Regions from separate parts of the Mus musculus genome. Here regions 1, 2 and 3 are each linked to region 4. Evidence: chromatin loops called from intact Hi-C (ENCODE). Cell type or tissue: gastrocnemius. All regions are shown on one strand. Each heading gives the region's core, and the rest is flanking DNA. Links, peaks and the distances in the headings are about the cores only. Region 1 overlaps Rmdn2 (regulator of microtubule dynamics 2). Region 2 has its middle 16 kb from the start of Cyp1b1. Region 3 holds the start of Cyp1b1 (cytochrome P450, family 1, subfamily b, polypeptide 1). Region 4 has its middle 56 kb from the start of Atl2.

Region 1 (7,692 bases), core at 1,563-6,562, 180 kb before region 4:
AGTTTGGATGAAATCCAAAGCCTTTCCCCACCTTTTATGTTAACACAAATACAAAATCTCTCTCCAATATAACATATCTCTTGTTTAACAGTTAGAAGTCATCATTAGTATAGAGGGACCCAATCTAGCAGCCCTGTTTTTATCCAGGTCCACTCCATTTTGTCCATTTTGACCTCTCACAAAGAAATGTGCAACATCACCATTGCCACTGAGCATATAACCCTTTTCATTTTGATAATTCAAAACAAGATTGTATGGAGTCCAAATATCCTCCTCTACAATGGCATACATTTATTATTTCTTATTGAGAAAGGTTTTCTCTGTGTAGCCTGGGGTGACTCAGATTCGTTCCGTAGATCAGACTAACCTCAAACTCACAAGGAACCTATCTGTCTCTGTCTTTGTTTCCCACGTATGGGAATCAAAGCATGGATTTATTTATTTAGTACCTTCGTACCCTTGAAAACATTTATGTTGGTTTTTGTCTCCTTCTCTGTCCTTTGGAAGTTACCTTTTGTGTGGCTATACCTATCCCTCCCATTTTCCTCTTTTAATTGAACATTCTTCCCGGTGTTCAACTCTATTTCAACTGCTTTCAGGCAGAGTGTGCCTGCTCAGAGATCTTGGCCTGGGTTGTGTATTTCACACTAGGCTGAGCTGCTGTCAATCCTCCCGGGGGAGTCTTCCGAGGAGATACTTTCCACATGTTCAGGGTAGCATGACACCCTTCCTCAAAAGGGGTAGCAAGCCCCGGTCTGTGCCGGTTTAAACTAGTCAGTCTGTCAGTGTGTCCTGTTGGATAAAATGATGGGGTATCACGTTTAGACCTCAATTGACATTAATCCCGTATCTTTTTACATTTAAAACAATATCACATCGACTCCAGGACGTGTATGTTCATTTGATTTATTTATCTCCTCTGACAAAACACATTTGTATTCTGTGTTGCCAAGTTGATAATTAGCATGCAATACAGTTAGTAAGCTTAACAGTATTATGTTTGTTCTGTCCAGTGGTCTTAGGATTCCTTAGTTGGACGCTTTTCTTCTTCTGGAAAGATAAAAGCAAAGAGCCTTGTCCTAACCCTAATTCTGGGTCTTACATTGACTAGCAAAATAGATCTTCCCTGGGGGGTGCGGGGCGGGGGTCCTTTTTGGCAACAGAAAAAGCATTATCTTTTAAATTGAAATTATAACCCTTATGTGGATAAATATGCCTACATTACCCTTTCTCTTTATATAAAATTAAGACTGACATGCATTCATCTTTTAGCTTACTAAGGACATTTCTACTTATTTTTAAGCAAAAACTTAGATAGTACCTTTGAGGAAAAACAGTGTGTCACTTTGGACCTTAGACTGTCTTTCGAAATCAGCTTTATCTTATCAGCAGGGAGTCCCACTCTGACTTCACTGTGTAGACCACGATGGTCTAAAACCTACAGAGATCTGCCGCCTGACTCTGTCTGCTGTGTGCTGGGATTAAAGGCATATGCCACAGCCATCCTGCTCAAATATTTCACCTCAATTTCAAATCATTATAACTCTTTAATTCATAAAACAACAAATTTGAACTGTACTGACATTATGAATTTACTTAAAATCTTTTTAAAAATCTCCTATGTTTTAGTAATGCCAAATAATCAAAATCTCCTTGTTGATAAACTGAGGATAATAATTTAAGGGCTCCATTTATTCCCTGAACCCATTCTTGTCGTGACTGAGCAGGCCAGCTCCCTGGCCGGTCCCCGCCCTCACACACGCTGTGCTCTCTTGACATTGCTCTAATTGATCAGGTTACCTGATTATGGATTTGCTGTGTAGTGAGGACTTTGGGCCCTGGAAGTCATGGACCAGCTCTAATGTGATGTCTTATCCCCAAATGTTCACACAATACAGTAGCTAATAAGCATTCAGCACGTGATGTTTGAATTGATTACAAGCACCGTGCTTGGAAGCTGGTAAAACGTAGATCAAGAACCCGACTCCCAGAGGAAGCAACTGACCCTGGGCTGAATGACCTCATCTGACAAGCACAAGGGGAACAAACACTTTCCACCTCAGGACCCGACTTAGGAGCCACTGTCTTGACTGGAGACTCTACTTCCTACCCACTCCTATAATGACACTAAACTTCTGTCTCTCTGTCTTTCAGGAAAAACTTTAGGAGAGAGAGCTATTACCAGAGCGCCCATGAATGGACACTGCCATCTGTGGTAAGCATGCGGGGTCCCCGCAGCCCTACCTCCCCAGTATGCATGCCTCTCTCCACACCGCAGGGTGTCCCTTTTTTAAAATTAGATATTTTCTTTATTTACATTTCAAATTTTATCCCCTTTTTTGGTTTCACCTCCGAACCTCAGTCCCCTCCCTCTTCGTCCTGCTCACCAACCCACCCACTTCTGCTTCCTAGTCCTGGCATTCCCCTACACTGGGGCACAGGACCAAGGGCCTCTCCTCCCACTGATGACCAACAAGGCCATCCTCTGCTACATATGCGGCTGGAGCCATGGGTCCCTCCATGTGTACTCCTTTAGCCCTGGGAGCTCTGAGGGTACTGGCTGGTTCATACTGTTGTTCCTCCTATGGGGCAGCAAACCCCTTCAGCTCCATGGGTACTTTCTCTAGCTCTTCCATTGGGAACTCTGTGCTCAGTCCAATGGTTGGCTGAGAGCATCCACTTCTGTATTTGTCAGGCACTAGCAGAGACTCTCAGGAGACAGCTATATCAGGCTCCTGACAGCAAGATCTTGTTGGCATCTATAATAGTGTCTTGGTTTGGTGGTTGTATATGGGATGGATCCCCAGGTGGGGCAGTCTATGGATGGTCATTCCTTCAGTCTCTGCTCCATACATTGTAACTCCTCCCATGAGTATTTTGTTCCCCCTTCTGAGAAGGACTGAAGCATCCACACTTGATCTTCCTTCTTGAGTTTCGTGTGTTTTGCAAATTGTATCTTGGATATTCTGAGCTTCTGGGCTAATATCCACTCATCAGTGAGTGCATATCATGTGTGTTCTTTTATGATTGGGTTGCCTCACTCAGGATGATATTTTCTAGTTCCGTCCATTTGCCTAAGAATTTCATAAATTTAACACATTGCTGCACTGAACTGACCAGCCACGGTTCCTCGCTCGCTCGCAGAAAAAGACAGTGGGTAGTGTCATGGTTACATTTGTTCTCACATATTTCTCCTTAGATTATGCTCTAAATTTGAGTAGTTCCTGAGAACCTAACAAGTCTCATGCCTTTGAGGATAAACTATAATTAAATCTAATTAGATATAGGTTTTTGAAAACATATACTAAAGTTATGACATGTTTCTGAGCAAAATGTGGCACCGGTGTTCCAAAGATTGGAAGTGAGGGGTCATTTTCTTTAACCTGATGAGTAACAGGAAACAAATTCCACAGGTCAAGGGAAATCCAGTCTGTGACTTAGGATCACCAAACCGGGGACAAACTTGGGTGACATAGGATGGGGAACTTTGGAGCAAAGGAGGAAAGCCACTTCCTGGTTCTGGCTGGTTGCTTTGTTTTTTTGGGGGTTTTTTTGTTTGTTTGTTCCCCCCCCCCAAAGGGATGTGTCCTCCTTCTACACTGAAAAAAAGCAAAGAAAAATATATTGTTCTAAATTATCCTTCCTTTTATTTGTTGGTCAGTTTTATATTTTTAGATTCCTAGTTGTTGCCACCACCTCAGGCTTTGTTTCTCTCCCAGGCTAAATGAGCACACAGTTACCCTAGATACAGCAGAAAATTAACTTATGGTCATTTCTTGAATGTAGGTGTCTTAGTTGGGGTTTTACTGCTGTGGACAGACACCATGACCAAGGCTACCCTTATAAGGACAACATTTAATTTGGGGCTGGCTTAAAGTTTCAGAGGTTCAGTCCATTATCGTCAAGGTGGGAGCATGGCAGGGTCCAGGCAGGCATGGTGCAGGAGGAGCTGAGAGGTCTACATCTTCATCTGAAGGCTGCTAGCAGATTACTGGCTTCCAGGCAGCTAGTGTGAAAGAGTCTTAAAGCCACTGCCCACTTGACACGCTTCGACCAGCAAGAGCACACCTCCAAATAGTGCCACTCCCTGTGCCAAGCATATTCAAACCACCATAGTAGCTTTTCATAAATTTACCCTCTCCGGGGCTATTTTGTTTCTTTAGGGACATCCCTAGGCAAAATCTATCTAAAACAGCTATCTTTTCGCTGTTCCCAAGATTCCTAACAGCAAAGCTGTCTGTTTATTCTGTCATCAGCAGGGGGCGCTCCATTCACAAGGACTTGCTTTAACTTTCTGAACAAAATCCAGTAGTTTTTGTGTACTCCAACTTCTAAGAGACACATGCCAAAATGTGAAGTGAGCTTAAGGAGCTAGAACATGTGACTTGGTCTTCGGCACGGCATACATTGGTGGAAGCCCCCTGAAGAGGCTACTTCAGAGTGGGAAGGCAGCTCACACTTTGGTGCTTCAGTTAAGGCCGGAGGAGGGGGCAACTGAGAGGTGAACTCGCTGGTACAGACTTAAAAGATCACTGCAATGTGTAGGCGTCTTGGATTTTATATCTCTCCTTAGCTTGCCTAGATCATCTTGTATACTTTAAAACTGGCATGCGTGATAAAGCACTTGTGTTCCTTCACTTTGAGGAGTACTTGAAACGAGTTTGTACTGAGAACGCTATCCTCTCTCTTCATCTTTGAAACTGGGTGCCTGGGACCTGGTCAGCAAGATCAGGGTGCAAGCAAACACTCGTGTTTCCCCTTTAACTGACTTCCTCTTCTCCTCCCTACGCCTCCTTCCGAGGCCTTCCTCTCACTTCTGCTCCCTCTTCTTCCTCTTGGCCTTTCTCTGCTCTTCCGTCTGTCCAGCAGTCCTCTGGACCCATGAGCAATCACATGAGAAATATACACTGTCTTCAGTGAGGCCCTTTATCAATGTGAGTTCTGAGTTTTCACAGAGAATATCGGATCTTCTCTGCCGGCTCTGTAGTACCTGAGCCCTGGCTTGCTACAGTAGTCAGCACTTAGTCCCCCTCAGTATGTTGCCTACCCTGCCTTCCCTTAACCTCCTCCACTCCCTCTTTCCATTTTTGTTGTGAATCTAATACCTTGATTATGACAACAGGACTTAATTCGCAGAATAAGTTAAATCATCACAAAGTAATGATCCAATTATTTCGTGTAATTTTTTTTTAAATTCACTATCAATTTTTTAAAATGTTAAGATCAATTCAACTGATGGAAATTTGATAAATTTTAATGTCAGTTTAACATTCACTCTCAAAATGTATTCTGTCTACTCAATAGAAAGCCCTTCAATCAATCAAATATTAAAACTTATTGTGGTAATGAATGAAAGAGAATCTTAAGTTTTGACTTGTGAAATAACACGTGGATAAACTGATCTCATAGCTAGCCCTGTTGCATGTAATTTTAAAATGTATGCAGTTGCAGGGGCCGGCAACAGTCTCACCCAGCCCCCAACAGCTAACTTTGTCAAACCTCTAATGACCGAGCTGCAGCTATGTCTTTCTCCTATCCACCTGAGTGCAGCAGACAGCTTCAATATTTTAAAACCAGCCAACTGCTGGGCGGGCGAAGATTTTCTTATACCATCCTTCTTAGCTTCTGCAGCCACCATAGGCTACAAATTATCGGTCCCCAAGAGTTCCATGCTCCACAGCCTCATCCGAATTCCTCTCCCTCTCTCTCTCCTCCTCTTCTTCCTGGGACCCGGAAATCCCTCTTTATCCTTCACTCACCGATTAGCTTCTGCCATCTTTATCAACCAGTTAAAATGGGGAGAAGGTTCACATGGACTCACCAAAGTGTGTGACCAACTTCTCATCACGAAGAAGCAGAATTAGCATCAAAATACGAACAGCACCAGGGAGATCCACAGCACCTCACAGTGCTGAGGGAAAATCTTATTCTTCTGGAAGTCTTTCAGGGTAAATTAAGGCATTAATAAAACTTTTCTCATTCAGTCAACAAGAATGGCAAACTGTGCTGTGAAGGCTAAATCCACTCATCTGTTTTGCAAAACAAATATTCATTGGATAGCTGGGATTATAGGTCAACTTGGGAAAAACTTCCCAACTGTAACTTTAAGACTACAGAAGCATTCTGTAAGATTCTGTTGCCTTTATCATATCAACCTAAAATACTCTGGGGTCAAGATAATAAAATATATTTATAATATGTTGGCCAAATGGGTTTGGCTGTAGGTATAAATATATCTCTCATATGAGTCATGCTCTATTGTGCTCTACTGTTTATGACTTATAGCTACACTCCTTATAGCATATGAGTCACACAACAGTCTGTTTCTGTTGCCTAAATACAGAAGCAATGCTCTGTGTGTGTGTGTGTGTGTGTGTGTGTGTGTGTGTGTGTTGATTAGGAAGCAGAGCCACACAATGAGTGGAAAAGCAGAAACTAGAACTTAGCTGTTGTGTTCTGATGTTTTCAGCCCTCCTTCTATTCCAAGAGGCTGCCTCTGATCCCTACTGTGTGCACAGTGATCCTCTGATCCCTACTGTGTGCACAGTGTTAGTGCTGAATCACAAATAGGCAAGAAGTGAGTAGGGTTGTGTTGAAGCTATATGACTGTCCCTTTTAATAGTATATTCAATATCAATGCAAACATATACGTGTGTGTGTGTGTGTGTGTGTGTGTGTGTGTGTGTGTGTGTACACATTATATATGAGCAAGTCTTATGAAAGCAGCAGTACCTCAAATAACCTCTAGATGGAGGTAATTCACCGTCATGTAAAGTGGCTTAGGCAGGATTCCCGTCAGACTTGAGTTTGGGAAATAAAATATTAAATTACATTTTAAAATGAGCACTATAAAAATAATATACACATATCATAACTAGAGTTGACTAGAAGAAAGGAGGTGATGAGCCTTTGGGGGAAAGCGAACAAGTGACCTTGGAGTTTATGGCACAGAGGAAAGCAAGTAATGTTTTAGACTCAAGACAGATTTCAGAACAGATTATACTTGTCCTAAGTCCCTAGGGGTACATTATGTGAAAGAGTACAAGTACTTCCTATAATGTTTATAGTTCATGGAATTCCTTTGCCTTTTCTCTTCACTCATAGTAACTTAGAAGGACTGAAAATACTCCATAGTCTAGAAGTCTTCGGAAGGAATGATGCAGCCGAATTTTAGCATTTCAAAAATATTGAATTGTTGCATAAACAGTCAACTTAGGCCTTTGTTTGTTAAAGACATAGGGTAAATAATAATAGGAAATACGAGGCTCCATTGGTAAATTCTATCACATATTTAAGGAAAGAACACACCACGTTTCTGCCAGCTCTTCCAGAGCCTCTGTGTAGCCCCGCACCACTGTATGCCTTCTGGCCAGCATCTCTCGTGGCTATAGGTATAGAACTTGTTTCAAAATGTAGTAGCAAACTGAACCGCAACGATGTAGGAAAAGCATACACAGTGGCCGTGTGGATTCTTTCCTGGGCTTTTGAGAAGCCTGTTTGACATGTAAAAGTCAGCTAGTTAGTTCATTAATAAACTGAAGAGGGAGAAAGATCATATGCTGACATCAATAGATACAGAAAAGCACAGTGGACAGACAATTATTATTCGTGGAAAGTAAAACAAACAAAACCTCTCAAAAACCAGAAGAGTGGGAACTGCCTCCGCTTAGCAGAGAACAAACCCCAGAGGAG
Region 2 (7,692 bases), core at 1,357-6,356, 140 kb before region 4:
CCACAGATGCCCCCCCACACTTGCTTTCTATGTCCACACCCCTGATTCCCTGCTCAAGTGACTCACAAATAAGAACTTAGCAAAACACATTGACTGTTCCCCCAGATCTTGCTTGTTTAATAGATGTCTTCAGAAACAGTCAGCAACGGGCTCCCTGCCCAGTGTCTCAGAAGGGCTTGGTAACACCACAGGGCCCCCATGCAAGGCTCAGGAGAGGAGCCCTCTGCTCAGTCTCACACACCAACACTCAGTAACGGGCTCCCTGCCCAGGATCTCAGAAGGGCTTGGTAACACTACAGGGCTTCATGCAAGGCTCAGGAAAAGAGCTGCCCATCAACTCTCTCTCACCGATGCCCAGGGAACGGGCTGCACACTCCCTAGCTGGTAAGTTGATATCAGTTTATCACAGAGTCTCAGAACACTTTTTAGTGTGAACTCTCAGCTTCCCATCAGCTATGAGGAACTCCCAATAGTACTTTGTACACTCTGGCTCTTCTAATCCCCATGGGCTATGATCCCATTGTCTAGATGATTAAAAACAAATTGAGGTTAGACAAGTCACGCTAACTGCCAGAGCTAGAGACCACCAACGCCAAGAGTCGTGAGCTGATAATTTGGCATGAGCTGGTGAGAGAAAACTGTGGAGATGAGTGTGCAGTGCTTGGCAGAGTCTGTAGGCCTGGCAGGACCTGTGGAACCTGGCATTCGCTCTCTTTACTCACAGGCCTGGCCCTCAGGACCCTCGTCAGTACCCGCCTTCCCAATTTTCAACAACACTTAAGTCTCCTCATTTCTCCCTTCCCTTTCTCCCATTCTTTGTCCATCTAGACTTTGGAAGCCTCCATTTTAGCCCACAGAAATCTGAAGCCTGGACAGGGACTTTCCACTGGCTGGCCTCTGCCTTGGACATAGGAGCTCTTGGAGGAGGCCAACCCAGGGTCTCCGAGACACAAGGGCTCCAGCCCAGAGCAGATTCTGCTCAGTGTGATTTTTCCTGTGTACAACACTTGGACTTTGCTCTCTTTAGGGTGTTTTTGGGTTTTCCCAACAATCTAATAAGCTGAGTGTTGCTGATTTAGTTATCTTTGTGTTTAGGGGAGAGGGCCAAAGGGAAACTTGATATTCGTTGTGGAGTGAGATCTTTTCTGGGTAACTCTGAAATGTCTCCTATATGGTTCATGGCTGGTTACCTCTGTCTTCATCCCAACCGTTGGAGTTGGCTGTGCCTTTTAGCAAGTACCTCAGCATTTGGGACCAGGTTGTGTTCTTTTATCTTCTGAGGTAGACAATAGCCACATGGGAAACAGCTCTCCAGTGCTTTGCATCCAAAGCATCCAGAATAAAATCTGCCACAGAGCAGGCACCAGGGAATCGGCCTAGAAAGTGGGCTGATTATAAAAAGCATGTATCACAAACATGGGCTTGGAACTGGCAGATGCTGGTGATGGGGAGGGGCAGAGATGCCTTGGTCTAGTCAGACTTGATCATAGACTCCCCGGCTGGGGGCCACAGTGTTACCTCTTAGCACCGCAGAACAATGATACCCCAATAGGGTTTCCTCCACTTGCTCATAGCAAAATATTTTACATGATGACTCTCCTTTAGAGTTTTGTTTTGGGGGGCTTTGGGTTTTGGTTCTGTTGTTTTGTTTTGTTTTGTTTCATTTTGTTTTAGCTATCGTTCTCTTGATTATCCTGTAGGCTGAGCCTATATTGTATAGTTTTCTTTTATAATTTTTAAATTGTATAATTTTTTTACCTGGAGTGTGGCCTCTCTTGGTGAATGTTCCATGTGGAAAGTGTACTGTGCTGTATTGTGTAGAGTGGCCCACAAACGTCAACTAGACCCAGAGCATTGCTAGAACAGCTGTGCTCTTCTGTATCAACACTGAGTCTCTAATTGCTTTATCTATCTGTTACTAAAAGTGGGGATATATATATGTATGTATGTATATATATATATATATATATATATAGAGAGAGAGAGAGAGAGAGAGAGAGAGAGAACACAGGTGTGCACTCAAAGAGGCCAAAGACCAATGTGATGACTTGCTGGGGTTATAGATGAGTGCTTCCATGTCCATTTTTACATGGGTGCTAGAGATTTAGTGAGCATTCCTAATCACTAAGCCTTAAAATACTACTTAAAAGAACTATAAATGACTTCTCCTTGATGTATTTGAGACTATTGTTAGATTCATATACATATTCTTGGATATTTACCCTTTCACAAATATGTCTATCTTCATCTGAGTATTAACTACCTTTTGGTATTTCTAAATTTAATGTATCCGTTGGAGATTTCTTTTAACCCGTGTTAGCATGATACACCTGCCTCTGGGACTTTACTTTTAAACTATATTTAACATTGACATAGGGCCAGATACACTGGTGCATGCCTTTAATCCTAACACTTAAGAGGCAGAGGCAGGCCTGTGAGTTTGAGGCTAGCCTGGTCTACAGAGGGAGTTCTAAGACAGTCAGAGCTACATAGTGAGATCCTGTATTGAAAATTTTTGACATAGGTCAGGTTTTTTTTAATTCATTTTTTTGTTGCTATTACAGATCACCCACATTTTCACATTTAAGATAACAGCTGTCATAGATGAATACATATCAACTATGTTCATGGTGTATGTTCATTGCATCCTATATATTTCTGTCATCTCTCTGAGTATATTACTATATAATATTTTCTTACATGTTACCTAGTTTTCCATAAAGTTCCATGTCAATGATGTCACAGTATAGAAGCAACAAACAAAATCCAAGTCTTATTATAGTATGAAGTTGTATTCTGGTTGTTTGCTTTGGCTGGTGATTTACAGACATTTGTATAGAAAAAAAGAGTTTGGCATAATACAGTCCCTTTATAAAGCTCTGACTCATTCTATAGATTTTGAAGATGTAAATCTTCAGTTTCATTCTTTGAGATAGTACAGTACATTTGTCAGTAATATCCATTTTGACAAATGTTACGTTTACATAACTCCACATGCTAATGGATTTGAAGAGGAAGAACCTACTACACATCTAAGTCTACTTTTGAGAGAAAAGATACGTAAGTGGCAGTGTGTTGTCGTGGGAGATGCTTGTGCATTTACATAATTGTAAGTATAATTACACTTAATTACAGACCTTTTGAGTATTTTCTCCATATATGATTTTTAAAAAAAAAATCCTTGTCAGAAAAAAATAATAACAGGAGTTGAACCAAGCATCGATCTGATGTCTCATGAATGTAATCCTAGAATTTGAGAGGTTGAGGCAGGAGGATTGAATGAGTTCAAGGACAGTCTACATGAAGGAGGAAAGGAGAAGGTCGCATGGATGCCTGGGGACCCAAGCCTGGTCCACAGTGTTTTCCGGGCTTCCTGTGAGCCTCTAAGTATCCTCTGAGAGGGCAGTTTGCAGGCTGTGGACCAGACGGCTTCATTCTCAGTTCTGTGGTCCACACGTTTCTCTTATAGGTTGAATTTCCAAATCTCCATTGGCAAACTAGGCTTACACGTCTTGTTTGCTTGCTTTTCCAGCCTCTAGGCCTAAAGTTCCCAATTAATAATTATTACTCCAGCTGTGGAAGTGGGTGTTTTGTTCCCTGCTTCTCCACAGCGACCACTGAGCTAAAGTTTTAGCATGCATCATTTACTTGAATACTTGTAGCACTCTAGAAACTTGAGGCTTATAAAGTTCATTGTCCCCAGGAGTAAAAACTCACTTTAAAAGGTTAAACTTAACAGCAAATTCACACATTTTCATAACATGGAAAAAACTGGATTTGAAAACTGGAGCTTAAGTCCATGCTACACAAGCCCTATGAAGTTTGGTATCGCGTCCTGATACATCAGAGGTCTTGTCTTCCCCCTTCCCCAGGGCTTTCCTCAGACAAACATTTCATGCTCCGTTTCTTCTCTCCCTGTTAAATCAGAACGTGCATGTCCCTAATATAACCCATTAAAATATACCTCAACGACGAATCTATTCTGTAGACCCATACAGCCCCAACTTTTAAAATGTTCTTTTCACATTCCCAAGAAAGCAAGTCATGTACTGTATGACAATTAGCCTTAGGCCTCTAACATTTTTCAAGAGCCTTGAAAAGTCTATGGGACCTATACCCAAGACTCTGTTAGCAAGTAGGAAGAATGATGGGTGTTGAATAAGTACCCACAATACCTGCCACACCCCTTTAGCCCATATAGATGCATACACGAATCCCCCACCACACCCAGACCAACCCTAAGCACATCCAAGTCACTCACCCTGAAGCTATTTCCTGAGCACCATAAGGTGGCAGCATTGCAGTGTCCATTGGGATTCTAGAATTATGTCACCAAGGGATTCTCCAGGGCTGTCCACAACCCTCCTACCATCATTCTCACCTCAACATTATATCTCTCTGATAAACTGCTAATTGTCTACTTCAGCTCAGCTCAAATGACATCATGACACCTCTTTTTTAGACTCTCTCTCTCTCTCTCTTCCCCCTCCCTCCTTCCCTTCCTCCCCACCCCCCCTCCACCCCCCACACTGGATTTGAAACACCCTCTCTCTGTTTTTTGAAACGAGGCCCTGGCTATCCTGGAACTCACTCTGTAGACCAGGCTGGCCTAGAACTCAGAAATCCACCTGCCTCTGCCTCCCAAGTGCTGGGATTAAAGGCATGAGCCACCACTGCCCAACTTGTTATAGCCTCTCTTAAGTGTCCTCTCCCCACAAGCTCTTGGTATTTCTTGGTCATTGTTCCCAAAGCTCTTAATCCATATCTCTCTTCAAACACTCATCAAACCCTGTTAGGGATGTTTAAATACATTTCTTCCAATAGAAAAGGCATCTCTGAGTGAGTGTATTTGCTTGTTTATATGACATTCCGTTTCTTAACACTTTATAATAACACCTAGAAACATAAGTTAGATGTTGAATAAGTAATGGGCTGGATGAACCTCACTGTATATAAAATTATATTCTAATTATGTAAAGTATATTGAAAACAGTAAGAACACATGAGAATTTTCCAAAGTACAATTCAGAGTACCCCTTGTGATTAGACTAGCTTTTTCAGTTAGACTGACGTATGGAACATATTTGATGGATGCCATCAAATGTCTTAGGTTACATGCAAAAAATGTTGAAGCTATAGCCCACCACAGAAGCTATAAAATCATGGAGTCCATAGAACACCAAGAATTATTTCTCCTAGTTTCAATGTCAGGTCTATTAACTGGCCTCTCCCCATCACACACTCTCTCGACTACTCTCCAAAGCCCCCGCTCAGTTTCTACAAGTAACATCAACTATTGTAGATTTAAAGAGATGACTTTGAATTCTCTCCCCATAGAGAAATGAAAAAGTCTGTGAAAGTTACAGAGTTGATCACTAGTCAATAAACAATATGCCAAGTCATTACCTTGTACCCCATTATATCTATAAAATTGTTTGTTGGTTAAAAAATAGAATAAAGTAATGATTTAGCCCTAAAAATATCAAAAGGTCAGAATCAAGAAGAAAATAGGCCTTTAAAACCTCAAGCCACAAACCTTACTTCAGCTCAACTCATTGCTATTATGTCACTGACAGTTTTCAAGAGCCTTAAAAAGTCTACACAGCCTATACCCAAGACTCTATTAGCAAGTCGGAAGAATGGTGGGTGTTGGATAAATACCCACAATACCTGCGCATGGGTCTGAATGCTGCCCTCTAGTAGTTGGGTTCCTCAGTTTCTGATACAAAGCCAACATTTTCAAAGAGACTGAAATATTGCCTTTGTGGAAAGCGTAATTGACATATTTTTTGTTCCCTGGTGCCTCCTTCGGGGATCTTGGCTTAGGGGGTGGGGGGGGGCGGGTGTTGTATCTCTCTCTCAGGCAGCCTCAGCTTGCCTGGGTGCTAACACAACTCCAAGGCCAGCCAAGACTCAGGCAGAAACAATCACATGGAAGTGCTGTGCCAACCAAAACATACTTCCCAGCATGCAAAGGTTGTTATCCTTATTAGTCAGTGCCCTGAGAAGTTGATCGTGTAGACCAAGGTTGACAAGATTTTTCTGTAAAAGGTCAGATACTAAATATTTTAGGCATTGCAAGCCATGTGGTATCTGTCATAGCTACTGAACTCTGCCATTGTACCATGAAAGCAGCCGTGAGCAATAAGAGAACAAATTAATGTGGCTGTGTTCCAGCTAGTTTCATTCACGGAAATAAAAATTTGAATTTCATAAAAACGTTCTTGTGTCGTGAAATACTATTCATCTCTTGATTTCTTTCAACCATCTAAAAATGTAAAATGACTCCCAGCTTGAAAGCTGTATAAACACAGGTGGTGGGCCACATTAGGTTCATGGACCATAGTTTGTTGACCTCTGATGTGATTTCAGATGTGTGCTAGCCCGTGGAGCTGCCATATCAGAGGAATGACTCAGGAAAGCATACAACTTATGATGGCAGTATTTGAGAGACTTTAGTTCTTGCAAATTCAATTTAAACATAACTACGATTGCTTCATATCTTGTTCTTTTGACCTGAGTCTGTTTTCCACCAGGGGTATTGACTTGTCCCCCTATGGGTGAAGGCCAGATCAGGATGAGTTGACCATATGGACTAGGAGAAGGGGTGGAGGTTCCCAGAGTAGAGCATCCCAAGTCGACGAGAAACCACATTCAACTGCTCATTATCCTTCCATAAGTTTTTAGGTCAAGGCTTCATGCTTAGTCCTGCAAGAAGAAGCCATCGTAGAGACATCATTCCTGGGATGGCAGTTCTCAGTCTGTTGGGGATTGAGGAGTGAGGGGGGAGGGGGGAGATTGGAAGGATGATCATACAAACTCTGGTGAGCACATTTGTTTTCTCAAGCTCTGTTCTAGTGGGGGAATCAGACATACAAATTTACACTCTGAGGAGTGGGAACTAGACACAGACCACAAACCCAAAACAAAATCATGTTGACTTTAGGCTGTCTTGAGATACATGCTGGGATTGGCCCACAGAGACAGAATAGAGCAGGGGTGGGGTTTTGAAAGAGCCTGGAAGAGGGAACCAATAGGTGTTAAACGGGGAGCTTGGGAGCAGATTCACTGAGGTGAGATCGACACTCCAGTCAGACAGTAGCAGACAGTAGAAAGAACTCGGTGTGCTCTGCAAAGCCAGGGGCAAGTCTACATAATGGTCCAACCCCCAACACACTGTCGCAAAGAAAATGAGCTCTAAGATGTGTCTGGGGAAGACAAACAGGCAGTTGGTTTCTGATAGCAACTTCTCCATAGATCTTCTTAGAGCCACTGCCGGAGGTTTGAAGTTAGAAGAGGAGGGCGAGCTTACCTTGTTTGTATAGCAACTGGTTCCTGGATGCCACACTGCAGAACACAATGAGTTATCATCCCCTTTCTTCTACTGCTTCGTCCATCGTCCCCCAGGCTACCTTTAGGTGTTAAGGCCAAACTCAGACTCAGAGCAGCAGGATTTCCTGTGGGTCTGTGGAATCTGAGGAAAGAGCCTAGGGAGATGGTATGAGAACAAAGGTGGCCCTTTAGCCTGACCGTATCAGCTCAGCAGTGACACAGGAGCCAAGGGAACAGAATGGATGGCCTCAGAAGGGAGAGGAACACCCTGAACTTCCTCAGCACAGCCTTCCCTGAGGCCTCGGTGAGCTAGATGTAGCCTGATGCCTGGTGTCCCAGGGAACTGTGTGGGTGAAACAA
Region 3 (7,513 bases), core at 1-5,000, 130 kb before region 4:
GCTGGCTTCCTTAGCCTGGTAACAGAACCCTGCCCGAAGTTGGAAGTAGGGCCCACAGCCTCCCTGGGACCCGCTGTGCGCTGTGTTTAGTTACTGCATTCCCCTTAAACTTGGAACCGGTCCAATTTTGCTTCTATTGAGCCACGGAAGGCTCAAAGCTGATAGGCCAGCACAGTAAAATTCTTGTTTGTTTGTTTGTTTGTTTGTTTGCTTGTTTGTTTGGTTGGTTTTTTTTTTTTTTTTTTTTTTTTTGTGGGGAAGGACTCTTAATACATTTGTTCCCTATCACGGGGAAGGGGGGATAGGGAGTGGGGCGCAACATCAGAGATGCTGGAAAGTCCTGGCAACACTTATAGAGGGGGAGCACATGTCTTGGCCTGCCCAGTTGAACCCGGCCTTATCTTACCTGAGATCTCAGTTTCGAGGAATTGGGGGTTGGGGGGCGACGCAGCGCGAAACCTCAAACCCTGCGCCCAGAGGCACTCCTTTTTTCAAAGGAGGAAAAGAAGGACTGACCCAGCCCTCCCGGAGGCTTTACCTGGTAAAGAGGATGAGCAGCCACAGCAGCGCGGTGGAAAGGGTGTCCTGGCTGGCTCCGAAGATGTCCGTAATAGTGGCAGGCACATCCTCCAAGTCCAGCCCGGAGGAATCGTCGCCAGGGGCCCCAGACGCTTTCTTTTCGGCAGAGAGGATGAAGGCGTCCGTCATGTCTCGAGGAGCAGCCCCGGGCACCAGGCTTTCGCGGTGCCTCAGGAACTTGTCCAGAACGAAGTTGCTGAAGTTGCGGTTGAGCTGCTCGAACTTGCGGAAGGTGGTGCGCACCGGGTTGGGAAATAGCTGCAGCCAGGGCAGCACATCCACCAGGCTGCCCGCACCCACTGTGCGCCCGAACTCCTCATTGTGGCTGAGCAGCTCTAGGAACTCCGCATCGTCGTGGTTGTACCGACAGCCGAAGCACACAGCGCTCATGACGTTGGCCACCGCCACAATGACCGGCTGCGTTGGATCGAGGAAGGCGCCGCCCGCACAGCGCCGCACCAGCACTGCCACCAATTCTCGAGCCTCTGCCAGCGCGTGGCCCTCGAGAAGACCGCGACTGCGCGGGTGGCGCGTGGAGAAAGCACGCATCGTGCTATAGGCCGAGCGTCGCTGCGTCTTCCAGTGCTCAGAGTAGTGACCGAACGCCAGACTGCGGCCACCAGACACCACACGGAAAGAGGCGAAGGGCGGCCGGTCCGCGAAGATGCTGCCCTGCTGCACCAGGGCCTGGTGGATGGCACTCTCTCCATTCAGCACCACCACGGGACAGCTGCCCAGACGGATCTGGAAAACGTCGCCATAGCGCCTTGCAAGGCGAGCGAAGTACAAGTGCGACGCCTGGCCAACAGCCGCCGCGTTTCCGATCAGTGGCCAAGGAAAGGGACCTGGGGGCGAGGACCACGGTTTCCGTTGCCACTGTCGCAGCAGCCACTGGCCTAAGTGCACGGCGGCCAGGACGGAGAAGAGTAGCAGAAGAGTGGTCTGCTGGGTAGACAGCGAGCTCAGCTGCTGTGGACTGTCTGCACTAAGGCTGGTGGCCATGCTGGGGACACAAAGGCAAACCGTGAAACTCAGGTGTGCAAAGGAAAAAAAGAGTGCCCTCCGTCCCGCGTCTCGGCCCCAGCATGGGGCTTTACCCTGGGATTGAGTAGAGAGGAGGCAGTGCATAATTCAGGTAAAGGCTAGCTTTCTGGGCAAGATGCTTAAAACTATGTTTCCTACCCAACTCAGCCTCCAGCAGAGACCTATCGGCTTCCAAATCCCCAGCTGCCTAACGGTTCCCAGAATTCCGACACAATGCCGGTGGGTGGCAGACACTGAGGCAGGTTTCTTTTAAAGTACCTAATACCCCCACCCCTGACCTTCAAGAACTGCCCTGAAGAGACCTCAGGAAAGTGGCTCCGCGGACAGACTGACCTGCGATGAAGCGTGGTTTCCAGCGGTGTAGAGCAGCGGGATCTGGGAGAAGCTCTGGAGCCTCTGCCCAGATTCTGGCAAGGCTTCAACCTGAGAGTCCCCAGGGACCCCGAGACCTAGACACCTGAGGCCCGCTGCTTTAGCACCTACTCTTGACTCAATCAGAGCCTAAACTTAGATTAGGATGGAGGACAGGGACAAAAGTGTCTCAAGTTTGCACCTGGGACCCCGCAAAGTCAGGGCTTTCTCACGGAGTTGGGGTTGCAGTTGAGAAGGGTCGGGGGTGGGAGTTGATAAAGTGGAGTTAAATCCCAGCCCGCTGGCAGTTTTCAAGCTGGCGTCGCAGAGGTGTCTGCAACGCACCCCAGAGGCGATGCGCCATCCCTCTACTCCGGGGTTTTAAGGACTGGGTAGAGACTGGAGGAAGCGGGACCTTAGGGGGTGGGGCGTGAGGGGCGGGACGCACTGCGAAAATCCACAGATCTGTGAGTTGGGTCTCACATCCGTGCTTAGTGACCCAGGGTGGTCCAGTGGGAAATCCGCGCCTCTGGCTGGGACCCTCCTGAAACAATAGCTGGCAGCTTTGTTAGGATCCGCCTTGTAAAGTTTTCCTTTGGCGACAAGGGCTTGTCGTCAGTCATCCTCCCCACCCCCCACCCCCCAGTCAAGACCCCCACGCTTTCCTCAGAACCGAGCTTGGGACAGAATTTCCAACGCCTCTGCGCGCTGGAGCAAAGCTCAACCAGGAGCACGCCCTCCTCCTCCAGGTGACTCGAGTTTGGTGCCTTGCTCATGATCCTTAGGCACCGAGCCAGGAAAAGAAACTTGCTATTTTAATATCAGGACAGCTTGGTTTGCCTTGCATTTATCTTTATCTTAAGGTTTTACAAAGCATTTGGCCCCACGGCCGCGGCCCTTTGTGTGCACAGATCTCTACCTCTGAGATTTGGAAACCTTTAAAGTTCTCCCGCCCCAAGGCGTGCACCATCCTTCTGCACACAAAGCTCTCAGAAGGCAAGGCTTCCCGCGTTGAAACGACAGGAACTCTGCCACCTGCTGGACACGCGTGACAGCTCAGGTCGCCCCAGGCAGTGATCCAAGCTTGGGCACCAGAGACAGTCCTGGAGCGCCAGACCCGAGAGGGGGCGGTGAGTGGGAGGAGGAGGCGGCTCTGTACGCCAACAAACGGTTGGGTTGAAAAGTTTCTGCTGTCGCCTCCCCCTTGCGTGCGGAGCTGTGCCTTGCGTGCGCCGCTTCTGGGAAGTCGGCTCCAGTCATCTCCCTGGGCGCTGCTCGCGGCCGCCCCTCCCGCGTTTCTCACGACACCTGACACGCCGAGGCGGCGGCCAAGGGCGGGGTGCCTGCCGCCACCACCCTTGGCGGCGCACGCACAGCTGCCGCCCGCAGGGCCTGCCCTGAGGATGCTCGATCGCAGCCAACTGGTCGACCCCCACTCACTCAGCTTGTTTCCCAAACTAGCTTCGGGGACGCTTTCTTCAAAGAGAAAGCCAAGGATGTCAAAAGGCCTGGGAAGCAACTGCTCTTGTTTATGGTCAATGCAAGGTATCGTGCAAAACACCTGAGAGAACAAGGTTTCTGTTAGGCTCTGGAAAAGGCAACCCAAGAAAGAGGTAGACTGCTTCTAATAAAGGAAGAATTGTAGCCCCAGGTCATTGGTGTGATCTCTGGATAACCCGTTCCCAGCGTTGTGTTATTGTCTCATTTACAAATAAAGAGATTCAGAGAGATTATGAGACTATTATCTGAATCACAATGTTCTCTATAGGTGAAGACAGGATTTAAACTCACAAAGTTCCACTCCAAATCCCTCATACGGGTCTATTAAAAGCACCCTTAAGAGGATCAACAAGTTTCTTGCTGAACAATACAAAACAAGCAAAACAAACCAAAACAAAATTTGCATAGGATCTGGCCAGAGGCTCAACAGCTAATGGTGCTTGCTAACAACACTGACCACCTGAACTAGATGCCACAGGGCACAAGGCTCAAGTAATCCTCTCACCTCCACGCCCATGCCAAAGCACACACACTTGCGTGTACATAAGTGTAATAAGTTTTGAATCAGCCAAAAGGATGTTGTTTTTTGTTTTCATGACTGAGGATTATAAGACTCACAGAGAAAAGCTATGCTCACTCTTTGCCCTTGAATTGGCCAAGAGCAAGGCCAGTAGAAGTTGTCCCACAGCTGACATTAAAACAACTGATTACATTATAAAGGAACTTAATGAAAATGTCTGAAAGAGAGTCTAACATCTTTCAATAAAATTCCTGGCCTGCTAAGAAAAGGCCTTTTTATAAGTCTTTTCAGTAACTTTTGCAGTCTTTTCTGAATGAGATTTTATATATACTATAGTCTAGCTCTCCTGTGATGACGTGGGTCAAGTGTGTCTTAGTTTACTAATAACCATTGGTTTCTCAGAGCTGCACTGGTCCAACATACCTGTTTTGGTTTGTCTTTCTCCTGTTGTAACGAAATGCTGGAGACTGGTCCATGTATCAAAGGGGGCAATGGGTTTACATGAGATCATAGTTCAAGAGGCAGGAAAGTCCTCCAAGAACATGAAACCAGCTCCTGAGAGGAGGGCGAAGGTAAAGGGCAGCCACCGCTACAGTCCATGAGAGCAGAACACTCAGGAGAACCATTTTAACACATCACGTTCTTTGCTCCCAGTATCTAGAAGCTCCCCCTAAGCACCACCACTACCCAGAGAAATTAAAGTGGCAGCGCATGCGCTTTGGGGAGACACATGCGAAAACCATAAGAAGCTCTTCCAAAGAAAGTTTGTGGTGACCTTCCAGTGTGCGGCTTTAGCAGAACCCTGTCCAGAGATTTAGGACTTAACCATCTGTACTCAGAGCCTTTCTCCTAGCATCTCTGCCAGAATTAGATAAGGTAGGTAGAAGCTGCCTTCAAACCAAATCAACTTCCATTGTAATGCACAAAACAAGGGGTAAAGCTAAACTAAGACCTCATGTTTAACAAATGCTATGTAGCTTTTAGATCATCACGTGCACGCCTGCCTGCCACAGCAGACGCTGTCCTTGGCCGCAGCTCCTGTTCTAGGGCATGCCTCAAAAAGGAGAGGAACCAGTTGGACAGATGGTGTCAGGGAGATAGGCTCTTATCAAAGATGACAAACGAGTGTGCCTGGCCACCTGGGCTTTTAGGCTACAGGTGCCACTGAAGAGTCTTAGTCCCCAATAAACACTTCATAGAAACTGGGTGGTGGCGGCGGCAGCTGCAGCACTCAGGAAGCAGAAGCAGGGACATCTCTGGGAGTCTAGTCCACAGAGCCAGCCTGGTATACAGAGCAAGTTCTAGGACATTGAAGGCTGCACAAAGAAAACCTGACTTGGGGATGGGGTTTGAGGTGAGATGACTTCAGATAAATCCAAGCACCGGTATGTATTTCTGATCCATCTGGTTCTGTTCTCTCTTAACCAAGCATCTGTATTTGGGATAATGCCATAATTTCTCAACCAACCTGTGGCTCTCAACCTAGAAATCTCTTCTCAGTCAACAATACAGAAGGCAGCATTTCTTCCTCCCAGATCTCAACCTTGAATCAGTCTTTCTTCCTTTCTTCCTTTCTTCCTTCCTTCCTCCCTCCCTCCCTCTCTCTCTTTCTTTCTCTCTCTCTCTTTTTTCCCTCTTTTCTTCTTTTCTTCCCTGCAAATAACTTCCAAAAAGACCAGTTAAGCTGGGAAGTGGTTTAAAGTGGGGATTTAAAATGCTTCATAGTGTGCCAACTCCCAGACACAGTTTCAGCTTATACAGAGAACATACCAGCTCCTGTGGCAAAGGCTAGCAGCAATACCTCAGGGCATAAGATGACCCAGGCAGGGTGGCTTGTCCTCATCTCTGCTTCCTCTGCTCTTTGTTCTTCTAAGTCTTTCACAGATGGAGACTGTGGCCACAGGCAGCCTTCAGATGAAGGCCCTGAGAGAAAACATCTCTTTCAAGGTCCTAGACGGGCCACATTGGCATTGGGTTTCACACTGTGATTAAGGGCTTGTTTTATAATTAGAAGGGAAAAAAAAAAGTGGGCAAAACATCCGGAAGCCAAGGAGCCTCCAAAATGCACTCCATGCATCCTGAGCATCACGGCCATCAAGTTAAATAATACAAATCCATTGTTACTATGATGCTGTTGTCCTTATTACAAGTCAGCAATAGCCGGATTCTCTCTAGAGACAACACAACACCCAAGACAGCTCTGCCCTTTATCACCTCTAAGTGGATGTTATAGGTAAGCAGTGTGATCCTCCAATCCACTGCAAACATACAAGCATGCTCACAGAAAGGAACATGAGGAAAAAGAAGTTATTATTTCCAACAACCCTGACATTGGGAGAATAGTGATCAGGCACTTGTTATGCAGGGTGGGGAGCACAAATGCAGATTCAGGTTAAGTTTCCAATGTGAGGCAGGGGGCATCAGACAGTGTATACTGTATGTTAGAACTCACTAAGCGTGTGTTCCAATTGTATTGAGTCTGTTTCTCCTTCCTGGAAGACAGCAAAGAGAACCACTAAACTGAAGGAGGCATTCCATCTGACCCCAGGACCCATTGTTTGTTAATGTATGTGGTAAGCTAACAGGTGGGGAACAGCCGCATGTAATGGTGCCTTTGACTACATGACACATCCAGAGTTCAGAGATTTTAAAAATGTAAAACGTTTGTTTTGGAATTGTCATGCCAGCGGGAGGGTCTCCATCCATGTTGGTCGGACTTTGGCGCTGCGGTGATAGCAGAGCAGCTGAGGGAGAACTTCCTTTCACTCATGGTGTCAGAGGGTCCAGGCTGTGGTCACTTGGCTCCGTGTTACTGTAGTGAGATGGCACACCAGGCAGTTGGGAGCATGTGGCGAGGGCTGTTTACATCACAGCAGATAAGGAAAGCAAAGTGGGTAGGGGCCTGGAGACCAGGTCAGACTGTGAAAGGTACACCCTGTACACCACAGTGACCAAGCTTTTGGCAGTGAAGCCTTACTTCATGAGGTTCCCACCAGTCCACAAAATAGTGCCACTAGCGGGGGGTGGGGGGGTGGGGGGGTGGACGGGACGACCAAACCCTTACTATATGAGCCTGTGGGAGATCTTTCATTAAAGGCCAATAACATACTTCTCCAGCCCCCAAGATACCATGACCTTCTCATAGTGCAAAATGTGTCTGGCCCCTTTCCAAAAGTTCCCCCAATCTTAAGAGTCCCATATTGTTCAAATTTTCAAGTCCAAGTTCTCTTTTGAGCAAACTCTCATTATTGAGCCCCTGTACAAATAAAAAACAAGCACACAGACCCAAGACGCAATGGCACAGAATAAGTATTTCATTTCAAAACAAAAGGGAAAAGGACTGTTTCTGTCCCTGACTTCTTAACAGTGTCAACAGGCCTGAGTCTTTTTGCTTGGCATCCTTTGATTGCTTTTGAAAGGAGAACTCTAATCCATGCGCACTACCCTGATCTTGTCCTCAGTCTCCAGCTTGCATCACCCACTCAAAGGTTTGTGACTTCCTAGACACTGCAGATAGTG
Region 4 (7,692 bases), core at 1,770-6,769:
GTCTGTGTGTGTATGTGTGTGTATGTGTGTGTATGTGTGTGGTGTGTTTGTGTGTGTGTGTGTGTGTGTGTGTGTGTGTGTGTGTGTGTGTGTATGCAGGAGGGGTGAGGAGTATCCATATGTGGAATGTATTTGTTCATGGTGTGACAACCTATGGTGCCAGTCCTCAGGTGCCCTCCACCTTTTGTCTCTCAGTGGCCTGGAACTCGACATGGGCCAGGCTAGTTGGCTCTTAATCCTGGAGATTCCCCCTGTCTCTGCTTCCTATATCACAGTATTTGGATCACAGGTGTGCTCCATACATGTTTTAAAAAATAAAAATAATAAAAACTTTGGATTCTGGAGATCCAAATTCAAGTCTTCAACTTGTAAGGCAAATACGTTACCAACTGAACCATCTCCCCAACCCTCTGCCTCTGAATTCTGAATCCTTCCCAGTCGCTGTGGTGCAGTCCGAGTGGAAAGAGGGCACCACACACTCCTCATTGACAGGAGAGAAGACAACAGTTTGAACCGGACAGTTGCAAGAAGAGCCACGTGCTTATGGTCCCACTTTAGGAGTCTTTGACACCATCTGCTCCAAAGGAAATGACCCTAACGATCATCGCTGTCTGATTGATGCTTCCAAGGCCCCAGCAGGAAGGACACCATTTGTTTTGATGCTGGGAACCTATCTTGCTTTTGAAAGCATAACAGCCAAAGGTTATCTTGGGCACAGAAGGGACTTTTTGTCCTTGATGAGATTTTTTTCTTTCGGAATAATTTGAGATTTGCAGGAAGGCTGCTGATACAGTGCAGAGAGTTTCTGTGTGCCTGCCGTCTACTGCTGGTCACAGCTGTCACTACCTTTGTCAGAATGGACAAGTAGAGGTTTGCATGGATGCTGTTGAGATACCTTGGGTTTCCCATTGATGCCCCAGAACCTCATACTCTTCAAGTCTCAACTTCTTAATCTCAGCCAGTCTGGGACACATTCTAACATTCCTCATTTGCCACAGTCTTCATGGCTTTAAAGGGCCCTGGTCCAGTGTTTGGTAGGAGGTTCCTCTGTCCTTTGGTCTGAATCTGTCAGACTAGGGCTGTGAGGTTTTCTGGAAGAGGTGCCTGGGACAGTTTACTTTTAGAGTGCGGGTAACTCAAAAGTTAACAGCTTGCTTTAAAACCAAATCCCCCTTTGTCTCTTCCAGCCTGTTTTTAATGATGTCATATGCTGATTTTGTGATGAATTTTTCCAATTCAATTTCTAACTCCTTTAAAGAGTGGGCCCCAGGCCTCTGCAGGAGCCACAGGTGGGTAAGCAGGTGGCTTCTTCTAGAACAGTGGGTCTCAACCTTCCTAATGCTGCCACCCTTTCATACAGCTCCTTGTGTTGTGGTGACCCCAACCATAAAATTATTTTTGTTGCTACTCCATAACTGTAATTTTGCTACTGTTCTGAATTATAATGTTAATAGCTGGTATGTCCAGTGGTCTCAGGCTACCCTTGTGAAAGGGTTGCTCAACCCCTCAAAGGGATCATGACCCACAAGTTTTAGAGTTGGGTGCTACCTACAGTGCCCCTCAGCATTAGCTGCCGTGGGTCATGCCCATGGTGTTGGGCTGAAGTGGAATTTTCCACAAGTCTATCATACTGCTTTTATAACAGAAAGTGACCCAGATGAACTACCAAGTCAAGGAAAATAATGCAAGAACAAAAGAGGTGGCAGCTGAGTCTTAGGAGGACTTCATTTTCCTAGTGATGGGAAATGGCATGAATGGAGTCTAAGAGTTGTGTGTGACTCTCTATCCTCTGGTCCACACAGCATGACCTTCGCTTGTGTTTGGCAACAGAATGGAGAGACCCAATTCAAGGGATGCTGGCTGAGAAGGAAGCCAATAAATGATGGGGTATGACAGCGACAACCGCCCTCACCTTGACTTCCTAAGCTCTCTGTGTCATGTGCTGGGACAGGGCCATTCACTGAGGACCCTGTTTTACCTTATCTTGTTTGGATCTTTGTTCCTGCAAATCCCAACGGAGAAGCCTGTTTGAGACACGGGGAAAGCCTTTCTGACGTCTCCTCTTTCCCTATCCATCCTGGCTATCAGTGTTCCACCCTCTCTTCAACCCTCTGTCCCTTAAGTTGTCTAGGATGGCCTGAACTCCTAGGCTCAAGCAATCCTTCTGCCTCAGCCTCTCCAGCCTGAGGTGACAGGCTCGTGAACTATCACTGCTGCCAGTGCTGTCACAGAACCCAGAATCGCCTGTCATGGTTCAGAATTTTAATCCCCAGTTGCCTCTTCTCAGACAGTGACAATAGCCCCATTCCCTCCTTTCCCACACTCCCCTAATAACCCTAGCTTCCCCACAGGCATCGAGGTGACCACAGCACATTTCCAAGCACCCCACTAATGTGGTTATCCCAGTCAAGAGCAAACCCAGGGCAGAGGAGGGTGAGTGAGTCCTGGACCAGACATGAGGAGATCTGGTGGTCCTGGTTCCAATGCCATTGGTACCAAGCAACTACCTTACCTCTGTTTTATCAGCAATCAAATCAGACACCATGTTTATCCTCCTTACCCACCTCCTGGTTTCTGTGAGGTGTAAACATAAGCAAAACACTTAGTGTCTCACTGGTCCTCTTGTCCCTCAAGCCCATGCCAAGTCTTCCTCTGTCTACCATGAGCCTCAGCTTGCTGTCCCTGTAATCACGTCACTTTGTCACTTGCTGGTCACACCTGCACTCCTAATCCTCATACAAGTGTGTTAAGGACAACAGGCTCTCAGGCAAACATTGGGTCTGATAGAGCATCCCTGCTCTGGTACCTGATGTAGACAGGGCATGTACATATTGTTGAGTAAACAAGAAGGACCAAGCAGGTGAACAAACAAGTACCGCATGTGAGTGTGTTTGTAAACTGTTGGGCTGTACATGTATGTGAAGGACCAGATGAGATTTGTCCACCTAACCTGTCCAGATCAGCTGCCTTCTCTAAGAACTTGCTCTGTCCTCTGGCCTGGGTCTCAAACCTGACCCTGCCCTCTAGCCAGGGTCTGGCTGCAGCTGAAGACACCGGTCTCAAATCTGCTTATCAACTGACTGTCAAGTTGCCAACAGTTTCTCCCACTATCTCAGCTATCACCCAGACAATAAACCAGGAGATGAATGTAATTGAATTAGAACATTATATGGAGTCAGAGCTGGGACAACCATGTGGGTCCGTTCCAAGGACCAGAATCCAACAAGGCAAGAAGAGCTGGAAAGAAAGACCCTGAAGAGATCATCTGGGCCTCAGAACTGTTTTCCCCAAACTCCAATTGCACTTCTGGATCCCTGATTTTATTCTGTCATTGGACATCTAGAGATTGTGTCTGGGCATTATACAGATTCTTCTTTGCATTGTTTCTTAAGGGGAATTATAGTAGACTAGGATCCCCTCTTTAAAAGAGCTCCTCCAGCAACTACACCAGGAAAAATCTTTACTTTGGATGAAATGACCCAGAATTGTCCCTGTCTAAAAGAACCACAGAGACAAAAATGGAGAAGAGACTGAGGGAAAGGAGGTCCAGTGACAGCCCACCTGGGGATCCACCTCATGGGAAGGCACTAAGGCCTGACACTGTTACTGATGCTCTGGTGTGCTTACAGACAGGAGCCTAGCGTGGCTGTCCTCTGAGAGGCCCAACCAGCAACTGACTGAGACAGACCCAGATACTTACCCAACCGCTGGGCTGAACTTGGGGATCCCTATGGTTGAATTAAGGGAAGGATTAAAGGAGCAGATGAGGAGGGCAACCCCCTAGGAAGACCAGCAGTCTCAACTCACCTGGACCCCTGAGAGTGCCCAGACACTGAACCACCAACCATGCAGCAAACATGAGCTGGCCTGAGGCCCCCAGCACTATATAACAGAGGACTGCCTGGTCTGGCCTCAGTGGGAGAAGTACTGAGTCCTCAAGAGACTTGAGACTCCAGGGAGTAGGGAGGCCTGGTGGTGGGGGAGCATCCTGTCAGGCACAGGGGGGAGGAGGAATGGGGTGAGGAATTGTGGGAGGGGGCACCATGACGGGGGGGGGGGAGCAACAGCTGGACTGTAAGTAAATAAGTAATTTTTAAAATAAATAAATTAGAAATATATGTTTTCTGCCAGGCAGTGGTGACGCATGCCTTTAAACCCAGCACTTGGGAGGCAGAGGCAGGCAGATCTCTGAGTTCAAGGCCAGCCTGGTCTACAGAGTGAGTTCCAGGACAGCCAGGGCTACACAGAGAAACCCTGTCTCAAAAAACAAAAACAAAAACAGAAAAAAGAAAAAAGAAAAAAGAAATACATGTTTTCTGATCTGATGTCAGAACAATTAAAATCAAATAAATAACAAGCACAAATACAAAGCCAGATTCTAGTTTCTCTCCAAAGCTGAACAAAGGTACAATCTACTATATGGAAAAGGCTAGGCGACAGTGAATAATTTCATAAGCAGGCTTCGTCTGTCCTCTGCTGGGCTCGAGGTGAATTACAGCCCTTGCTACAACCAGAAAGGAATGGTGAGGTTTGGCTGGTTAGCGGCCTCCTAAGCAGGAAAGCAAAGGCTCAAAGGAATGGTTCTCAACCTTCCTGATGCTGTGACCCTTTGATGTTGTGGTAACCCTCCAACCATAAAATTATTTTTGTTGTTACTTCATAATTGTAATTTTGCTACTGCTATATAAATCATAATGTAAGTATTTGTGTTTTCCGGTGGCCTTAGGTAACCTCTGTGAAAGTCTTTCAACACCCCCACCGAGGAGAATTCGACCCACAGGTTGCTACCCTAACGAGGAGTCATGGACATGTGGCTCACTAATGTGTCCCCCCACACACATGTAGCTTAGTGTCTGTGTTACATTTAATATATGTTCTGGGTGAATGAGTGAACAAGAAAGACATGCTTCCAACTCGGAGCAGGTGTGGAATTGTGAACCAAAAAAAGGAGGGGGAAGGGGAGGGGAAGGAGGGGGGGAGGAGGGAGGAGGAGGAAGAAGGAAAGAAGTTAGGAAGGTAGGAAGGAATAGGAAGGAAGGAAGGAAGGAAGGAAGGAAGGAAGGAAGGAAGGAAGGAAGGAAGGAAGGAAGGGAAAAACAGAAAGACAAACATATTTTACAATGTTGTTATTCATACATGCTTAGAAATAACCTGGTGCAGCCCAAGAAGAAGGAAGACTAAAGTGTGGATGCTTCAGTGCTTCTTAGAAGGGAAAACAAAATACTCACAGGAAGAAATATGGAGACAAAGTGTGGAGCAGAGACTAAAGGAAAGGCTATCCAGAGACTGCCCCACCTGAGGATCCATCCCATATACAGTCACCAAACCTGGACGCAATTATGGATGCCAGGAAGTGCTTGCTGACAGAAGCCTAATATGGCTGTCTCCTGAGAGACTCTGCCAGAGCCTGACAAATACAGAGGTGGATGCGCGCAGCCAACCATTGGACCAAACTAGAGGTCCCTGATAGACGAGTTGGAGAAGGGACTGAAGGAGCTGAGGGGGTTTGCAGCCCCATGGAGGGAGCAGCAGTGTCAACCAGCCAGACCCCCTAGAGCTCCCAGGGACTGGACTACCAACCAAAGAGTACACATGGAGGGACCCATGGCACCGGCCACATATGTAGCAGAGGATGGCCTTATTGGCATCAGTGGGAGGAGAGGCCCTTGGGCCTGAGGGTGCTCGATGCCCCAGTGGAGGGGAATGCCAGGGCGGGAAGATGGGATTTGGCGGGTGTGTGAGGGAGCACAAAGAGGCAGGGGAGGGGGATGGAGTAGGGGGTTTCAGAAGGGGAGACCTGGAAAGGGGAAAACATTTGAAATGCAAATAAAGAAAATATCCACTAAAAAGGGGGGAAAGGAAAAATAATAACCTGGTGCCCATCAGGCACGCGCTGTCACCTAAACACCAATCAGGAACAATCTTCAAATAATTCCTACAGGCCACGCAAACCACCTCAATTATAACATTCAGACGTCTAAGATGTAAGTGAAGTTTCTATATATGACTGCCAAGAAATTACTTCTTTGGGAGTCTAGTATCTAAAAGCCATAGAGTGAATAAAGCCAAAGAATTGCCTGCAAGACAACAGAGGTGACTGGAGACCATACAACTGTCTATGTCATCTTCCGTTCCCAGGTGGACTCAGCCATCCAGTGACACGTCCTTAGTGACAGCAAATTTGGTGATACAGGCATCCTCTTTACTGGGGGTTCCGTTTATTGAATATAAACAATTCATACTAGGGCTAAGAGTTCAACATTCCATGTACCTTAGTAAACTACCCACCTGAGAGAAAATGGGACTTCAGTGAGGAGACAGCATGACACTGGGAACATCCTTATATACGTGTGCGTCACAAGAATCCAGAATCCGATTCCAAATAGGGATTTGGGGCCCTCTCTTTAGGTGGGGGAACACCAAGCTTCATACGAGAGTTGTGTTCTGTTGTAGAAGTTGGTGGGGCACCGTCAGAGGGTGAGCTGCGGTCAGCTTGGATTCTGCATCCCCCACTTTGGTAATTCCCCTGGTAGAAATGTACCCTTTCTCAGATAGGGTAAGTGGGAGAGCACAGAGAGACCTTAAGAAGCCAGACATTATTTTGCAAGTGGGTGTTCCAAGGAAAAAAGATAATGAGGTAAGGGGTACTGAAGGCTGTTCCCATCCTGCACAGTAGCTGCATCACGCTATGGCTCCTTGAATGTTTAGTTTTAAGGTACGGTTCAGAGCTGCTCCAAGAAGAGCTGCTGAGCATCCTAAGAACTCGGCAAGCTTCAGTAAACTTTATGGTTCCCTTCCTGCTTCAATTATCCAGAGTGGATCCTGTTCTTAGAACTAAGAACCCTGGTTTATTTAAAAACAAGGCACTTGGGGACAATTGGTCTTGCCTCTCTCAGCATCAGCTTCCCTATCTTTGAATTTTTTTTTTTTTCAAACACAACGGTAAAGATCAAAATTAAATAACAAGCCATGTGCCTCCTACCTAGGACATGCACTTAGTGTAGCATCTTACTTCACAAACACATTTCCAAAATATACTTCCTTCCCTCTAACTTAGGGTCATGACTGCTTACATGGAAGATTTCAGGCACATTCTCTACTGTCCTCTCCCCCCTCACATCCATTCTCAACACAGCAGTCAAAACAGCCCAGTTAAATACAGACAGCTCCAGCACTCGCTGCTCAGCCTGCCCTGATGGCTCCCAATTCTCCTGAGTAATTCTTTTAGCAGCCTGACAGACCCACATGTCCCGGACCCCGACCATCCCTCTCCTACCTGCCTCCAACCGTCCCTTCAGGATGACACCACACTCATCCCTAGCACACCCATATACCTGTCTGTGCATCCCCTACCTTCCTCTCTCTGCACAGCTCATCCCTTCTCATGAGTCCTGCCTGTCCCGCTTCCAATAGAATGTTCTTGTCTGTTTCCGACACTTAGCTTGTTCTGTTCTTCTAAAGGGCTATCACACTCTAACAAACCATAAAAACTTGCTTTGATACATTCGTTGTTGTCTGGCATTCCTAAAAAAAAAAGCATCCTTTCCCCTTTTGTTCATTGACATTCTCCCATGCATATAAATACTTCCAATAAACGATTGTGGAATGAATAAACCAACCAAACAAGTGCTTCTGCAATTGCTATACTCTCCCTTAACAGCCTTCTTTCTTGGCCCTCCTGTATGAGACCGT

Evidence for each region. Peaks named below come from ENCODE experiments on the same cell type or tissue, not always from the same donor. Only the 100,000 strongest peaks of a DNase experiment are listed, where the experiment ranks them.
Region 1: a loop joins it to region 4, with 7 times the contacts of the local background. A loop is called at or near these places in 35 of 42 quality-filtered maps.
Region 2: a loop joins it to region 4, with 6 times the contacts of the local background. A loop is called at or near these places in 20 of 42 quality-filtered maps.
Region 3: it touches region 4 in a loop (2.4-fold over the local background); 11 of 42 quality-filtered maps call a loop at or near these places.

Annotation. Positions count from the first base shown.
Region 1 is chr17:79,657,259-79,664,950 of GRCm38, forward strand. It overlaps Rmdn2 (regulator of microtubule dynamics 2), which reads left to right. Exons shown (of 11, transcript NM_001368314.1): 5 at 2,155-2,215. All of the region lies in intron 1 of Gm33006 (a long non-coding RNA gene), which reads right to left. Among named protein-coding and RNA genes, the nearest start is that of Gm33006, 6.8 kb to the right of the region's middle. In gastrocnemius, for the core only: a CTCF peak has its summit at 4,258 (motif pointing right); a DNase peak (open chromatin) is centred at 4,263.
Region 2 is chr17:79,695,099-79,702,790 of GRCm38, forward strand. No RefSeq gene overlaps it. Among named protein-coding and RNA genes, the nearest start is that of Cyp1b1, 16 kb to the right of the region's middle. In gastrocnemius, for the core only: a CTCF peak has its summit at 4,287 (motif pointing right); a DNase peak (open chromatin) is centred at 4,280.
Region 3 is chr17:79,712,731-79,720,243 of GRCm38, forward strand. It overlaps Cyp1b1 (cytochrome P450, family 1, subfamily b, polypeptide 1), which reads right to left and starts at 2,331. Exons shown (of 3, transcript NM_009994.2): 1 at 1,957-2,331; 2 at 539-1,582. The coding sequence starts at 1,581. RefSeq lists promoters at 2,198-7,513, 2,204-3,402 and enhancers at 3,134-3,402, 3,165-3,195, 3,186-3,215, 3,328-3,356. In gastrocnemius, for the core only: a CTCF peak has its summit at 3,030 (motif pointing left); DNase peaks (open chromatin) are centred at 9, 1,101, 1,288, 2,017 and 3 more places; H3K4me3 peaks cover 3,297 bases; H3K27ac peaks cover 655 bases.
Region 4 is chr17:79,836,567-79,844,258 of GRCm38, forward strand. No RefSeq gene overlaps it. Among named protein-coding and RNA genes, the nearest start is that of Atl2, 56 kb to the right of the region's middle. In gastrocnemius, for the core only: a CTCF peak has its summit at 4,483; DNase peaks (open chromatin) are centred at 3,907, 4,495 and 5,571.